Linked DNA regions of Homo sapiens: region 2 is linked to region 1. Evidence: chromatin contacts called from ENCODE Hi-C or POLR2A ChIA-PET data. All regions are on one chromosome and are shown on one strand. The core of a region is the stretch at or near the end of the contact, and the rest is flanking DNA. Distances in the headings are between cores, read along the strand shown.

Evidence for each region. A loop is a pair of places that touch in the nucleus more often than their neighbours do. ChIA-PET counts read pairs that join two places held with the same protein, here RNA polymerase II (POLR2A). Pooled maps may share reads with other maps.
Region 2: a loop to region 1 is called in a pooled map, with 6 times the contacts of the local background. The contact joins two enhancer-like sites. A Hi-C loop is called at or near these places in 6 of 50 pooled maps. POLR2A ChIA-PET finds 5 or more read pairs at or near these places in 2 of 52 experiments (OCI-LY7 and activated CD4-positive, alpha-beta T cell).

What each region holds. Positions count from the first base shown.
Region 1 is chr18:836,280-841,682 of GRCh38, forward strand. No RefSeq gene overlaps it. Among named protein-coding and RNA genes, the nearest start is that of YES1, 27 kb to the left of the region's middle. Within about 2 kb of position 3,217, at least 2 of the 41 ENCODE cell types and tissues checked have a DNase peak (open chromatin) inside an H3K27ac peak, as active enhancers do.
Region 2 is chr18:959,771-965,173 of GRCh38, forward strand. All of the region lies in intron 1 of LOC107985165 (a long non-coding RNA gene), which reads left to right. Among named protein-coding and RNA genes, the nearest start is that of LINC01904, 34 kb to the left of the region's middle. Within about 2 kb of position 1,995, at least 3 of the 41 ENCODE cell types and tissues checked have a DNase peak (open chromatin) inside an H3K27ac peak, as active enhancers do.

The DNA of each region.
Region 1 (5,403 bases), core at 1,967-4,466:
TGAACTCTGGAGAAATTGGAAGCAAAATTACAGGTAGAATGGGAAGGTTTAAAGGATGGATGGAGATACGGTTAAATAATTAGGTAGAAGGGATGGAAATAGAGGGACTTGATGCCTGAGAGCTTCTATTTTCATTTTCTTTCTTTTTTTTTTTTGAGACGAAGTTTTGCTCTTGTCGCCCAGGTTGGAGTGCAATGGTGTGGTCTCCACTCTCTGCAACATCCGCCTCCCAGGTTCAAGCGATTCTCCTGCCTCAGCCTCCCAAGTAGCTGGGATTACAGGTGGGTGTCACCGTGCTCAGCTATTTTTTGTATTTTTAGTGGAGATGGGGTTTCACCATATTGGCTGCGCTGGCCAACTCCTGACCTCGGGTTATTCACCTGCCTCGGCCTCCCAAAATGCTGGGATTACAGGCGTGAGCCACTGAGCCGGGCCAAGAGAGCTTCTATTTTCTTTTTTTTTTTTATTGTACTCTAAGTTTTAGGGTACATGTGCACATTGTGCAGGTTAGTTACATATGTATACATGTGCCATGCTGGTGCGCTGCACCCACTAACGTGTCATCTAGCATTAGGTATATCTCCCAATGCTATCCCTCCCCCCTCCCCCGACCCCACCACAGTCCCCAGAGTGTGATATTCCCCTTCCTGTGTCCATGTGATCTCATTATTCAATTCCCACCTATGAGTGAGAATATGCGGTGTTTGGTTTTTTGTTCTTGCGATAGTTTACTGAGAATGATGGTTTCCAATTTCATCCACGTCCCTACAAAGGACATGAACTCATCATTTTTTATGGCTGCATAGTATTCCACGGTGTATATGTGCCACATTTTCTTTTTTTTTTTTTTGAGACGGAGTCTCGCTCTGTCGCCCAGGCCGGACTGCGGACTGCAGTGGCGCAATCTCGGCTCACTGCAAGCTCCGCTTCCCGGGTTCACGCCATTCTCCTGCCTCAGCCTCCCGAGTAGCTGGGACTACAGGCGCCCGCCACCGCGCCCGGCTAATTTTTTGTATTTTTAGTAGAGACGGGGTTTCACCTTGTTAGCCAGGATGGTCTCGATCTCCTGACCTCATGATCCACCCGCCTCGGCCTCCCAAAGTGCTGGGATTACAGGCGTGAGCCACCGCGCCCGGCCAGTGCCACATTTTCTTAATCCAGTCTATCATTGTTGGACATTTGGGTTGGTTCCAAGTCTTTGCTATTGTGAATAGTGCCGCAATAAACATACGTGTGCATGTGTCTTTATAACAGCATGATTTATAGTCCTTTGGGTATATACCCAGTAATGGGATGGCTGGAACACTTTTACACTGTTGGTGGGACTGTAAACTAGTTCAACCATTGTGGAAGTCAGTGTGGCGATTCCTCAGGGATCTAGAACTAGAGAGCTTCTATTTTCTAAGTGGCACTTCAGGCACAGTCACCAGAGGCCACATGGCACTGGTGACCAAGAACATAGGTTTTACAGCCAGATGACCTAGGCTCACATTCTCAGTCCTTTGATCTCTGTTCTTCTGATTCTCATTTGTAAAATGGGGATTTTTTTCTGCCCTGTAGGACTGTTGCGAAGGTTAAAGGAGTTAGTACCTATGATGTTTTTGGAATAATATCTGGCATGCAGTGAGGACTCAGTTTTGTGTTAACAGTGATAGAAGCAAGGAATGGGTTGGATGGCCAGGTCATCTCTGTGAGGCATGGAAAAAGAAACCCACTAGAGCTGCAAAGCGGTGTTCATAGTGTCAGTGGCCCAGCTAAAGCTGGAAACCATTAATTTTGTAACAGAACCAACTAGTGACTATTTTATTTTTTTTGGCAGAACTCAGCAGCAGGAAGAAGCCAAGGTAAGGCATTAGCCAGGGAGGTGGGGCAGAAGGGCCAGGGGCTGGAGAATCTCCAGTGCTCCCATGACTGTGGCCACATGGTTCAACTGTGATCCAGGTTGGGGTTCGTAAACTCAGAGGTCAGGGGGACATCAGGTGTCTGAGCCCTGGCAGAGTCCAGGGGAGATTTAGAGGCTGTGGAGGAGGTGGAAATGCAACAGGGAAGAGAATTATGACCACAGAGAGAATATCAATACGACAAGCATGTTTGAGGGCTCCCGGCTCAGAGTTTATTCCACTCCATCAATCATTTTCTTCTTCTTTCTTATTTTTATTTTTTATTTTTTTTTGATACAGAATCTCCCTCTGTTGCCCAGGCTGGAGTGCAGTGGTGGGACCTTGGCTCACTGCAACCTCTGCCTCCCAGGTTCAAGTAATTCTCCTGCCTTAGCCTCCCCAGTAGCTGGGATTACAGGCACCCAGCTAATTTTTGTATTTTTAGTAGAGATGGGGTTTCTCTACTGGCCATGTTGGCCAGGCTGGTCTCAAACTCCTGGCCTCAAGCAGTCCACCCGCCTTGGGCCTCCCAAAGTGCTGGGATTACAGGTGTGAGCCGCTGCACCTAGCCTCATCAATCATTTTCAAACTCTTCTGAGGAACCTGATGGTTCTTCAGCGATGCCTCAGGAATGATTCTTTCAATCAGGGCGACTCCATTTTCATTTGTTGAGACGTGGGGGCGTGGGTGGGGTGGATGGGGGCAGTGACAAAAGTATATTTTATCAATAAAATTTGACTAAAAAAAGTGGTGTTGCTTGTTTTTTGCTTCTGGTTTGAAAACCACTTTGGTTTGGCTGGATGAACTTGGGTTTGACAGTGAGGAGGTGTATCAGTCCGTTTTCACGCTGCTGATAAAGACATACCTGAGACTGGGTAATTTATAAAGAAAAAGAGGTTTAATGGACTCACAGTTTCACGTGGTTGGGGAGGCCTCACAATGAAAGGCACGTCTTACATGGCGGGCAGGCCAGAGAGACAGAGTCAAGGGAAGGGGGAACCCTCTTCTAAAGCCATCAGATCTCGTGAGACTTATTCACTACCACGAGAACAGTATGGGGGAAACTGACCCCATGATTCAATTATCTCCCACCGGGTCCCTCCAGCAACACGTGGGAATTCTGGGAGCTACAATTCAAGATGAGATTTGGGTGAGGACACAGCCAAACCATATCAGGAGGCATAGTTCTGTCTCCTCCAAACTAGCAGTGTAGTTTGGGCTAGGCCCTCACCTTGCTGGGTTCTCAGTGCTCTTTTTGGGAAATCGGCGGGCTGCCCTAGGTCTTTGCGAGCTGCCTTCCCTGAGGGCTGGAGTTGAGTTCACAGCTGTGCAGCGTCTGTGGAGCTCTGCGGGCGCCACCTGGTGGTCAAAACTGGCAGTGCCGTTAGCGGGCTCAGCGGGACGTGAGAACCCAGGCAGCTTGCTAGATGGGCTTCTATTTACATTAGAGAACAATCTCTCCAGGGGACAGGGTGCCCTAACCAGGGTAAGAGAGCTCTTTTGTTAGAATAAATTGAGGATGAGCTGAACATGGCACAGTAGCCAGGATCTCATCATGAAAATCAGAATAACTCATCCACATATGTGAATAATTTATGGCATATGCAGCCTGTTGGAGAGAGAAGGCCCATGCTATTAGTCAGAACTTACTTACAATCAGCTTGCTTCAATTAGGTTTTCCTTTATTGAAACAGTGACCTTGAAAATGACTTCATTTTCATATTCAGGCCTATCTCATGTGTTTCCCAGAATAGTTATAAAACTGATCTGATGTGTGTGCTGTTTATGTTCCAGCACTTGTTGAGTGGCGATGAAGTCAGGGTCACTCTACAATGAGCCACGACAGCCTCTTTTGTCTCTAAATAATTTTTAAAATGGCTGATTGGTAATACTGGAGAGCCAGGTGTATGATTCAGAAGGGTTACTGGAACAAAAAATTCTGAAAATGGCCTTGGATTGTTAATTTCCTATCCATGGGCATAGAAGGTGTCTGCAACACAGGCTCTGTCACAAAACAAATGATATAAAATGATAATAGAGCGGAAGTGGGAGGGAGTTTTTCTGTCATTGTGTTAGTCCCTGAACCCTCAAGGAAAGAGATAACAGTGCCTCTGGCTTTGGACTACAGATACCCACTCCCTTTGTTTAACTCCTACTTTTTTTTTTCCAGAAAAGTTTCAGACTAAAAATGTACCCTCCAAAGAAGTAGCTTCAAAAACTCCTTGCAAGAGCTCAGTTCCTTTACATTTATGGTCATTTTATTTTCTTTATGAGAAACTTGTGGATTAAAAACTATAGGCTAGGTGTGGTGGCTCATGCCTATAATCCCAGTACTTTGGGAGGCTGAGGCAGGAGGATCCATTGAGCCCAGCAGCCTGAGATGAACTGGGCAAGATAGGGAGACCCCACATCTACAAAAAAAAAAAGAAAAAAAAAAGAAAAATTAGCCAGCTGTGGCAGTGCATGCCTGTAGTCCCACATACTCAGGAATCTGAATCAGGAGGATCTCTTGAGCCCAGGAGTTCAGGGTTCATAGTCTCAACCTCCTGGGCTCAAGCAATTCTCCTGCCTCAGCCTCGCAAAGTGCTAGGCTTGCAGGTGTGGGCCACTGTGCCTAGCCATATCTTCATCTTTTAACTCTCTCTTCAATTGGCTTCAGTGACACTATTATCCAGACTCTTATTCTTCCTCTTTAAAAATCCCTTTTCAGTTTTTTTTTTGAAAATGCGAGTGTGTATGTGTGTGTTTGTGTAAGTTCTTGTTTGCCATTTACTGAGCCCCTCCTAAGTGCCAGGCACTGTAATAGTTTGCATACATTTTATAGTGTAATCCTCTGAATGGCTTCTTGACATCAGTACTTTAAATTTCCGTTTTACATGATGAGCCCATGACTCAGAAAAGTTAAATAACTTGTCCATGTTCTACAGAAAGTAACAGATTCAAACCCAGAGACACTGGTGTTCAGAGGTTGAGCTCTTACTCTCTGATGTTATACTGACTCCTCTATCATGCCTCTTGAAGTTTAACCTTCCTGAAGGTGCTGTCCACAGTCCATATTTCCCTAGGGAGTATTATTCTCACCCAGGGATTCAATGACATTTTTAAGCTGATGCATGTGAAGTCACTGTGTGCACTGTCATTCCACACCCATGCCCACTGAGCATCTCTAAATTCATGTCCCATAGGCCATGCAATTTATCAAAGCCCACATAACATGGGAATTTTACCCACTTCCAGCTTCATCCCATATTGCTCTTCTACTTGGTCAGGGCACTCCAGCTGGAATGAGACCACCACTTCTCCTGTTGTCCTTCCCAGCTTCTCCCCCACCTCCCCTTCCCCTAGTTTATAAGACAGGAGAAAAGGGAGAAAGCAAACAGTTGGAAAGAAACAGAAGTAAGATAAATAGCTAGACGACCTTGGCGCCAACACCTGGCCCTGGTGGTTAAAATAATAATAATAATAATAATAATAATAACCCCTGACCAAAACTACTGGTGTTATCTATACATTCCAGACATTG
Region 2 (5,403 bases), core at 745-3,244, 120 kb after region 1:
GCTTTTCCTGAAAAGACAGCCTCCAAACCATTTGAAAGTGAGAACAGCAACAATAACTATGATTTAATAATCATTAACTTTTTAAAGTATACTCAATGAATGCAGAAGATTAAATTATTTTAAGAGATTTGAAATTATTTCAACTTATTTGGCTGCTGTGTATTTCATTTTGTGGCCTAGGGCAAATGACTATGCAAACTCCAGTTGTAATTCTTTGAAAGGAAGTGGATAGTTGGACACTGATGAATGATACTATGCTCTTTGGCTCACCATTAGAATTATATCACCACGTGCTCTCTCCCCGGCTCTCGGCGGTGCTCCCTTAGCTTCTTATCAGAATCCTGTGGGAAAGATCCTGGATCAAACATTTCTATTGTGGAGAAGATTCCATCAAGAGTGCTTTTCACTTGTTCTTTATTTTATTTTACTTTTTCCCAAGAAGATGGCCACACACAGAGAGAATCATGCTTTTAATTCGTAGAGGAACATTGCCACCTGGATGAAAAATTACATTCTGAAGGCTCAATAAATGAGTTTTATTTCCAACTTTGCTTGTGACTCACTCTCTAAGATGCTTTTTCTACATCTGTGAAATGGAACAATTAATTTCCACCTGTGTCACAGTAGTGATAGAAAAAATGTGTTACAAAATACCTGCAGTATACTTCCAGCTTATTTTGGAGGAATATAAAATATTACCATTATGTGGAATTGATAAAGCTTAGTACACAAGTGTGAATTTTTATAGCATTACAGCATGATACATGGAGAAGAAACGGACAAATTTAGATTACAATATATACTGACATAGATTCTCTGGATAATAAAATAATTTCCCAAAAGAAACTTTGAGAATCAAGAACAAAATAAATATTTATATACAGTATTCACAAATTCTTAAATATTCTTAGCAAGAATACCCTAGGCCAGTATTTTCCAAACTGTATTTATAATGCTGTTTTTATAGTTTATTATAATACATTGCATGAGAAATTAAAAGGTAGTCAATGAAGAATATGTTTGGTGCTCAAATAAGTTTGAGAAATGCTAGGTTGAATAAACAAAGTTTAACAGATTTCTCTCTGTGCATTTTACCTTTCCAAAAGTGAGGAATGGTTTGTAGCATTTCAAAACTTCTTTGACAAGGGAATACAGTTGGGAAAAAGTTGTTATGGACCAGAAATAAATGTAAATACACTTATGTTTAAAATGACTGCTCAGTTTTTGGTTGCTTAAGTGTCCTTGGTAATTAGTGATACTGAGATTAAATTATCTTGCTACTTTTGTATACTCGCTGTTAATTTAAAAATAATATATTAATATCTGTTAATAATTGTGAGATTTTTAACAGCCTGACCACATACATATGTGAGGATACTGACTATATGATATATAATTCTATTTTTATGTCCACAAATATTCTATATATTTATATAAATTATATATATTCTATTTATACATACATGCAAAATTATATGATTCTATTTATGATTAAATATATGATTCTGTTTATATAGATTATATATGTGTATACATGCATATATGAAGAGGGTATAATCCTATTGAGTTGTTTTCTGGGCCTCCTTTCTGTCCATGTTCAAATTTATCCTTCCTTTTCTGTGTGTTTATAAATCGTATAGAAATGGGAAGTAGAGGATTTTAGGGGAAGAAGCAATAAGTATTATTAATGGAAGCCTCATAAGTCATGCAGGTTATGTTACTTTCTTAATTGTGAGGTATTAAAAAAATCACTTTTTGCTCCTTGAAATTAAAGAAAACTGCAAAAAGCCATGATATTCAAGGTTGTTTCAGAAAGTAATAATAGACCTGTCAAGGAACATTAAGATCCTAAAATATTCTGTCATTAGATGTTGTCTGTATTTGGAAAGGGTTATGAAAGCTCTGGCTGGAGAAAAATGTTTTTGACTTGGCTCTTTGGAGACTTGCTGGTTGAAGTAGCTACGAAATTTAACAGCGACCCCTGGAGGCTAGCATCGGAACTGTCACCGGCATAATTTCGTTGTTTTTAACTTTTCAGTTAAAAAACTTTTAACTTTTCAGTTAAAAAAGAAAGCAAGCGTTCTTTGGCTGTCTCTGTGCCGGATGCAGAGGGCACAACTGCTCTGTGGCACAGCCCTCTGTGATCGGCCGCGTGAGGGTCCTGTCATCTTGTCTTTCCCTTGTTTCTTCCTTCAGGGCGCTAGGGACACCACCAAAATGGTTTTATCTGATGATTGTGTTGCTCCAGTCTCTTGTGTTGTGCACGAATCGTTTTGAACAGGATGAGAAAACTCTTCTTCTCAAATGAACGCTATTTCTCTAATGAGAATGCGATCAACATTTAAAATCTCTCCCGGGGAAGGAACTGAGAAGAAAACATTTTTTTTTCCCCCTTGGGAGTTTTGTGACTTATCTGCCGAGAATGTGAAGTGTGGGGGGTACTCAGACATTTTACTCCAAAAGCCATTTCAGAAGGGCTTATTTTGGAAAAACATTTTCTATCTGACAGTTTGTGCTGCTTCTATCTTTTCATTTCCAAGTACGAAATGAGGAATGGTTTACATAAGTGCCACCGCTGTTCACTCCACACAGAGCTTTTAATAAGAATGAATTGTTATTTTTGGAAACATTTTGGACTGTTTATCCAAATGGGATAAATATTAAATAGTTTTTCTTCAAACATAATATGTATGTATTAAAGACAAGCATCATATATCCCAAAAAGAATATGAAGGAAAGAAAAATCCACCAAGGTTGTAAACTGAAATGATTTTTATTATTGGTTAGGTTTTTTTGGGATTTGGATTTTTTTTTTTTTCTTAGAGACGGGGTCTTTCTCTGTTGCACAGGTTGGAGTGCAGTGGTATTTGCATAGCTCACTGCAGCCTCAAACTCCTTGGCTCGGGGATCCTCCCACCTTAGTCTCCTGAGTAGCTAAGACTACCACCAGTGTGCTTCACTATGCCTATTTTTAATTTTTTTTCTTTTTTGTGGAGATGAGAGCCTTGCTATGTTGCCCAGGCTCGTCTTGAATTTCTAGCATCAAGTATAGGTCTTTATAATGATAGCCTTCTTCTCTGAGTATCATAGGCATGATGCGTGGAGTCTTTGCATGTGGGACAGAGTCCTGGCTCTGTCACTTTCAGTCCAATGACCTTGAACAAGTTGTTTGCGCTCTCTGTTATCTGTAAAAGAGGAATAAAACTATCTGTCCAGGCCACATTTTAGAATTCACATTGTATTAAAATCATATGTACTCAGAATACGGTTAAGGACCAAACCACTGTGTGTTTGTATTGTTGTTATTTTTCTAATTCTTTGTGTAGTGTAGAAACTGACTTGGCTTCTGGTGTCTTTGGCAACAGCAGTAAGTAGTAGAACAGTGAAAAAGGAGCATTTATGCTGTTCTCCCACAGCATAAATGAGCATGCAGGCAATTTGGAGCCGTGTCCCAGAGCAAATTGTCTTTGCTGATGAAGGAAGAATTTGCACCTGGCAAGAGAAAAGGACAGGGGGACTATTTCAAAGATCCTTCAGACATTACTAGAGAGTAACACCTTGTTTGAGCTGTACAGACGAACAGAGTTAAATTCATACCTGAGGAGCTATTGCCGGCAGAGTACTGTACAGGCATTTATCTTAAGATGAGTTTGGCATGGGGCTGGAGTGGGGCTGGTGGCCTGGGAGATGTCAGAGAGCACTGGTGAGCAGTAAGTTGACAATGGATTGGGAAGCATGCCAGGTTGAGGAGCATCCTATAGAACCAATCTCTCCTTTTATCCCCCAAATACAAGTCTGCAAGGGATCAAAAGTGGGCTATATTTAAATAATTGGCAAACAAAAATTGTAAAGTTTTTGTATTGAAAGGTCAGTGGTGGTAAGACAAAATGTCTTGTAAATTAAGATTTTAAGAAGTGCATTAAAATGTTTTACAATTACTTTCTGAGATTTCTGTATATCACACTAAAATTTTTTATATCATGTTAATAAAAGTCATTGACCTGGTAAAAAAATAAATAATTGCCTTTAGACAAAGCCTCTTTGGACTTACAGAACAAATAAAGGCAAGAAGATTTAAAAAATAGCACCAAACAACCAGATTTCATTGTCTATACTGACTATCCAGTGATGCTGCTTAAGTGAGACACAGTTCTTAGCTGTTGGCTAAGCAGAGATTTAATTTAATTTGATAAGAAATAGGCAGTTAAAGTAGCTGATTTCTTCCTTGTCTGGCAACTGCTCTATATTTGCCCACATTTTATAAAAGAATTTTGTGCTACTGGCAGTGTGAGGAGCTTGGCACAGCCTTTAGTACATATTAAGCTCTCAATACATGCTCATTAGCAATATTATTATTAGTATTTACTGTCATCATCAGTGCATGTAATGGCAAGGGGAGCTGGCTTTAGGGACAACTAGATCCAGCATATCAAACATGATCTTTCTCATTTCTGCCTCTGCTTGCTAACTTCATTCTCTCCTGACAGCTGCTTCTCCACTCAGCTCTGGACATGGCAGCAGGCAGCTCTGTCTTCTCACCTTTGTTATAACCAGACAGATAAACACACAATTCCCCATTAGCTCAGGCAGGAAAGAACCCTGATTGGTCTGGTGCAGCTCATGTGCTCACATTTTGGACCAATTACCAATCAGTTTCATTGCAATATTTTGTAAGTTGTAAAGACACATGAGAATACGTGGTATTATAATTATTAACATCATTATTGTTTCTATCATCTCTCCCTTCTGTAACTGGCTCACTGCTACTTCAAAATTTGGTACAGATGTGGCCTTTCCAAGAGACTCCTTTTCACCTCTTCAGGACGGGAGGTGTAGCCCTTCTTTGTGTTCCATAATACTTGGTGCTTTCCCTTGTCCTTGCATTTACTGCTCTAGGTTCACCCCTCGACTCTGAGCTCTTTGAGAGAAGAAGATGCTTCTTCATCTATAAAATAATAATTTTGTCAATAAATATTTATTAAGTGTGCTAGAAGACAGACAAATTTTTGTGACAGAGACACGCAATTAATTGTTAAGTATTATTGGCTACTTAATAAATATTTATTGACAAAATTATCATTTTATAGATGAAGCATTGAACTAAATTCGTACTGAACCAAGGATGCCCCTTGGAAGTTATTATTTAAAATAAATCCATGAACAGGGTCTGTTACCCTGTAATTTGTTTCTGCCAATCCTATGACTATATACTACTGTGCTGAGGCAAAATTATCTGAAGATCATAGCCAGAGTTAATGTTAGTTGAACACTTACTATGTGTTGGACTCCTTTCTAAGCACTTTACATGTTTTAACACACACAGTCTTTGCAAGAGTGGCTTGTTACTATTATTATTCTCATTTTACAGAGAGGGAAATGAGGCACAGAGAAATTAAGTAACAT